Linked DNA regions of Homo sapiens: region 2 is linked to region 1. Evidence: chromatin contacts called from ENCODE Hi-C or POLR2A ChIA-PET data. All regions are on one chromosome and are shown on one strand. Each heading gives the region's core, a stretch centred on a gene start or an enhancer-like site at or near the end of the contact. The rest is flanking DNA. Distances are from core to core; before and after follow the strand shown. Region 1 holds the start of ANO3-AS1 (ANO3 antisense RNA 1). Region 2 holds the start of ANO3 (anoctamin 3).

What was found. A loop is a pair of places that touch in the nucleus more often than their neighbours do. ChIA-PET counts read pairs that join two places held with the same protein, here RNA polymerase II (POLR2A). Pooled maps may share reads with other maps.
Region 2: a loop to region 1 is called in a pooled map, with 2.1 times the contacts of the local background. The contact joins the promoter of ANO3 here to the promoter of ANO3-AS1 in region 1. A Hi-C loop is called at or near these places in 1 of 50 pooled maps. POLR2A ChIA-PET finds 5 or more read pairs at or near these places in 3 of 52 experiments (GM10248, GM12878 and H1).

The regions. Positions count from the first base shown.
Region 1 is chr11:26,286,587-26,289,512 of GRCh38, forward strand. ANO3-AS1 (ANO3 antisense RNA 1) reads right to left here and starts at 1,421. Exons shown (of 3, transcript NR_132968.1): 1 at 1,374-1,421; 2 at 742-963. It also overlaps a transcript of ANO3 not described here.
Region 2 is chr11:26,330,690-26,333,389 of GRCh38, forward strand. It overlaps ANO3 (anoctamin 3), which reads left to right and starts at 1,441. Exons shown (of 27, transcript NM_031418.4): 1 at 1,441-1,632. The coding sequence starts at 1,587. It overlaps LOC105376598 (a long non-coding RNA gene), which reads right to left and starts at 1,285. Exons shown (of 3, transcript XR_931138.3): 1 at 1,173-1,285; 2 at 831-946.

The sequences.
Region 1 (2,926 bases), core at 171-2,670:
GATCTTGTTAAAATACAAGTTAAGATTCAGTAGGTCTGGGGCAAAGCCTGAGTGTCTGCATCTCTAACACTCTCCCAGAAGATGGCGATATGGATGCTGACACACCACTCAGTAATTGGCAATGCGGGTGGGCTTTGGTCTCCATACAAGATAGACACAAAGCTCCTCAAATGCAGGGGTTCTTTCTGTTCATTTGCTGATCGTTATTGTTACTGGATGGTACAGAAGCTCTTGGAATGTTAAAACAAACAGGGCTTAGCTCCAAACTATCTTTTTAGAGTCGTTAGCTTTGCACCAGAACCTTCTAAAGACTCTCTGCTTAATGTGTTTTCTTTATTGAACTCTGGGCCAACAGACATTCAGATTTTTGCAGGAAGGAGTTTATAAACTTAACAAAGTGTTATAAATCAATGGAAGCACAAGATTTTGCCTTTACATTACCTGCCCAATTATTGTGTCACTAGTTATTGTCAGTACAATTAGGTTCATGGATATTTGACATGCTTTTCTACCAAGTCAGAAACTGTGGGGCAGGAGAAAGCCGAATTGATAGAGTGACTAATATATTCTGTTAGACTAGACTATCTGCACCACCAGAGCAGAGCCCGGTCTGTCCTGAACATTATTGTATGTTCCTAGCACAATATTTAATACACAATTAATAAATATGCTATGAGCTTTGAATCCTGTATTTAACTTCGTCCTTCGAATAATGATGACTAACATGTATTGAATGCTTACCATGTGCCAAGCAGTGGTCTAAGTACCTTACATCTGTTTATTGATTCATTTACTATTTACAACAACCCAGTAAAGCAGATGACAATATCCATTTTAGAGATACAGGAAGTGAAGCACAGAGAGGTCGAGTGATTTATCCAAGGTCACACAGTCATTAAGCAATAGAAACAGACATTAAATCCAGGCACTCTGGTTCCAGAGTCTGTGATCTTCACCAGTATCCTGTTAATGTTCATAACAAAAATATATGATAAGTACTGTTATAATGTCACTCATTTACAGGTGAGGAAACAAAGGCACAGAGACTCTAAGCAACTTACCCAAAGTCACATAGTTAATAATCGGTGAAACCAGGATTTAAACCCAGGAAGATTCAAATCCAGATTATAAATCCAGAGCCTTTGTTCTTAACCACTAATTTATAGTTTCTCAACTAGCCTATTAGTTAGAAACCACTTACTAGGTGTGAAAAGAGCCCTGAAAAAATGTAAGTGCCATAATCAAATATCAAACTGGAATTAATGGCAGAGGATGAGTTGAAACTCACATTTATTTTCTTTAAATTCTAAGTTCCTCTTCTCTTGGCTTTTGAAACCAATGGAGAACTTTGTCAAATAATAGAAAATGCTTACCTCCAAAGAGCCTCATGAGAATCTTCTGTCAATTTAATTTCTCTTCTACATTCTTCTCCAGATATACTATGCGTTGTTCACACTGTAGAGGGTAGACTAATGTCAAAAAATTAATCAAATGATTCTGAAAGGCACATAATAACACTCCTTCCTCTGGAAAATCAGAATGTCTGCTAGACCAGGAGGCTAAGTGAGGAAGCAGGGTAGAGTGGAGAGGCATAAGAGAAGGGTGGCTGGCGACGCTGACTTCACCTGTGACAGGCCAGTGAATTTAGAGGTGGAATCATCAGCCTGCTTTTAATTACTTGCTTTTAAGATAAAGAAGTGGAAGTTTATGATGGAGGTATCAATTGTCACTGACATTTGACAGACTGGTTGTTCAGAAAAACACAGATAGAGTCCATGTCAGCTGGCAGTAACAGTGGGATTTTCCTTGTTGTTGTTGTTTTAAGTTCTAAAAACCAACATATAGGACAAATTATAAATCTGGACTCTTAAATTGTCAGCTTTCTGTGAGTGGGTAGGAAAGGGATTCCTTCCTTTGTTTTTCTGACCTTCCCAGAAGAGCTTTCCATTTTAGCTTCAATGATAATGAACACAAACTGGGGTTAATAAATAGGTATACTTCCGGTGGCCTCTACACTCCTTCCAATTTCAGATCCATTTCACTGGCCATTATGTGTCTGGAGCAATAGGGAAAGAAAACACCTAAGCAAACCATTTTCTTCTTTTGATCTGTACCATGCCTGAGAAAGCAGCAAGATAGGAAAGGAAGTGAGAGGAATATTACTTTGCCACCTGAATACACGAAATTAGTCAACACTGGCATTTTTAAATTGAAGAAATTAAATGGTGCCATGGATCTAATATGCCATACCTATTTGCCTGCAAATGTCCCTCTGGGAAGCTACAATAGGTGGATAAAGTACAATATCCAGATTTCAAATTTATTACAACTTAGCACAATCTTTGGTTTTCTGGTAGATTTCAGTCGTTTAATAATAAAGTTTCTGGATAATGGATTTCAGTGTGACTTTACTCTATTTAATATTACATTCATTCAACAACTATGGAGTGCCTACTGTCAAGCAATGGCCTAGGCCTTAGGAATATGGAGGTAAACCATACATATCAGGTCTCCTTTTATAGATTTTACTTTCTTCACATTTTATCTCTTAATATAAATTGGCATCAATAGAGATTTATCTGTGTGGGATTTATAATGACAGGCAAAAAAAAAGTAGCAGGAAACAGATAAACCTTGAAATCAGCAGACTTGGATTTATGTCCTGGGAACACCAGACATTTGCTCTGTTTTATTAAGCAACTAACTTCATTTTTTCAACTGAGCATACTCAGTAATAAAAATGGGATAATAATACTCATGGTGAACTTTGGTGATTGTGAATATAAGTAATTTGACACCAAACCTAAAACATATTTGGCACTAAATAATCATTCTAATAATAATAATAATCCTTAATATATATATAGCACTGCCTATTTTGCCAAAAATTTTCATATACATTATTACCTTTGATTCTAAGTATATA
Region 2 (2,700 bases), core at 191-2,690, 44 kb after region 1:
AGTTTACAGCTTAGTTTCAGGGTAGTTTGTTATGCATCCATAAATAATTGGAGCATCTGTTTGTTCAAAGCTATATTCCCCTCATTCTTTTGTATCATGCACCACAGATGAATCAAACAGCATACAATAATAACTCAATATTTTTGAGGTATCGAAAGTTTGGAAATTTCTGCATATTTTTTATCTGCTTTTATTTGGATTATTCACCTGATTCTGAGTTGATTCCATAAAACTTCAAAACTGAGGAAGCAACGGACTCTCACGATGTGTCTGTTCAATAACATCTTACATCTTCCAGGAAGAACTTAGGGCTTTGAATCAGGGAGCAGAGATAGATGGAGGAAAGGAGATCCTACTGAAAAATGTGTTCAGCTAGCTTCTGGTCCTATTTTGGCCACTGCAGTTTGGTCTTTCAAAAGTTACTTCAAAGTGGGAGCTGAATGATGAGAACACACGGACACAATGGGGGAACAACACACACTGGGGCCTGTTGGAGGGGGAGGGAGAGCATTAGGAACAATAGCTAATGGCTGCTGGGCTCAATACCCGGGTGATGGGGTGATCTGTGCAGCAAACCACCATGGCATACGTTTACCTATGTAACAAACCTGCGCATCCTGCACATGTACCACGAACTTAAAATACATGGTGAAGATATAAATAAATAATAAAATAAAACTTCTCAAACTAAACAAAAAGAGTTACTTCACTTCTTTGGGTATCGGGTGCCTTCTCTTTCAAATAAGGTGTTGATTTATGTGGTCTTGAGAAATCTTTGTTGCTCTGATCTTAAGTTTCTTTTTATAATATTAGAATCATAGTTTACCTACATTACAGGGCTTTTATGAAGATTAAATCGAGCATCGTGGGTAGTGTTTTTTCAGCCCCTGTGACTAAGTAGGTTATAAATGGTCCTCAGTCATCATCATCATAAATGATTCAAGGCCTGAATGGCAGAAGAAGAAGAGGAAAACTCAAGTGAAAAGTGCTAGACATAGAACACAGCTTACCTAATAAAACATGCTACTGGCTAACTAAGCTGGGGTGGCTTTCTGCCCCCTCTACTTAAATTTAAGAAAGAAAAACAGAAACGTCTCTGCATCTGCCACTGCATACCCTCTCAGAGCACAGACCAACTTTGCCCTTCCTTAAAAGTCCCAGGGTTTACCTACCAACTTTTAGGAAATAAATAACCAGCCTCAAAGCTTGGCAAAGAGGGCATCAGTATCAGCTCTAGAGGTTTGCTCCGATTTATATCTCCTCCTCCAGTAAAGTCTTCTGCTCCCACTCCCAGCCAACCCCGCTCAACGCCCACCCCTCACTGTGGCACTGGACGCGCGGGGGATGCGGGGTTGTTCCCAGAGTAGCCGCTAAGGGGAGCCGGACGCTAGACCGCCCTCCCGCGTTCCCATGACAACGACACCGGCGGGCGCGTAGCCTGGAGAGCGAAGTGCCGGCTACAGCAGGTGTCGGATTGCAGTGCGCTCGCTGAGGCTCCGGACCTTGGAGCGTCTAGAGTCTGGCTACTGTTCCTCCGCCTCCCTCTCGGGCAGCTCCCTAAGCCGGCTGGGACGCGCAGAGTGAAAATGGTCCACCATTCAGGCTCCATTCAGTCCTTTAAACAGCAAAAAGGTCAGTTGGAATCTTGCTCCCCTCTCCCTGCGGGCGTCACTTCCCCCCTGCATGCCCTTGCAGTTGTGTAGGAGCATCCTTTGCAGGCTTATGCGACACAGAGGTGGGGAACTCTGTGAAGTTAAAAAAAAAAAAAAAATTAAATTCCTCTTCACTCTGCATCCTAGATGAGTGATTTTCTGAGCCTCCGCACAGTGCCTGGGAGTATCGGAATTCGTCATTTCAGGACTTGACTTAATGTATATCTCTGTGAAGACTGTTTCAATGCACTGCAGTAAACCCGCTTAGTAGGGATTGTCCGAATAGCTCAGTAGAGCTCTGAGGGGTGAGGACAGAAATGTTCAACAATATCTGCCGTCTTCTGTGGTTCAAATGTTGAGTAATCTTCACAAAAGTGTGTCTACTCCTTGAGACGCATTTACACAATCATAAGATAAATGAATTCTTGGGGGAGTTCCAGAGTTGGCCTGTTGCAGTTAAAGGGGCTCTGTCACTTCCTTGGGAAAATTTATTGTTTGCCCATGTCCCATGCTTGATTCTGGGTTTCAAGTTCTTGAGGTTAGGTTTCTCTTCTAGGGGCTTCGTATTATGTCTTTTAGTTTCTCCCTCAAGTTTCTTGCTGGGCATAGTGACAAGAATCTGTATGTTCAAGTTATCCTCACTCTTTGATCTTTGTTTCTTATTTGGTTTAAAAGGCTTTTTACAGAGCATTTTTATTTTGAGGCACATTCACAGTTTTTGGAGTTTTATTATCCAGAAGCATTAATTAACACAATTGCCACTTTGCTGAATTAATAATGGTAATTATGATACAGTTAACCATAGAGTGCCTTAGATGTGTGAATTCTGGAATGCTGAATTTGTTCATTCAAAGTAAATATTTACTTAAATATTCTCATCCCCACCCTCCAGATATTATTTGTATTTCTTTCATCAACAGTTGTTTTTATGTAGCTCTTTGACTTTTTTTTTTTTTTTGAGGTGGAGTCTCGCTCTGTTGCCCAGGCTGGAGTGCAGTGGCGCGATCTCGGCTCACTGCAAGCTCTGCATCCCAGGTTCATGCCATTA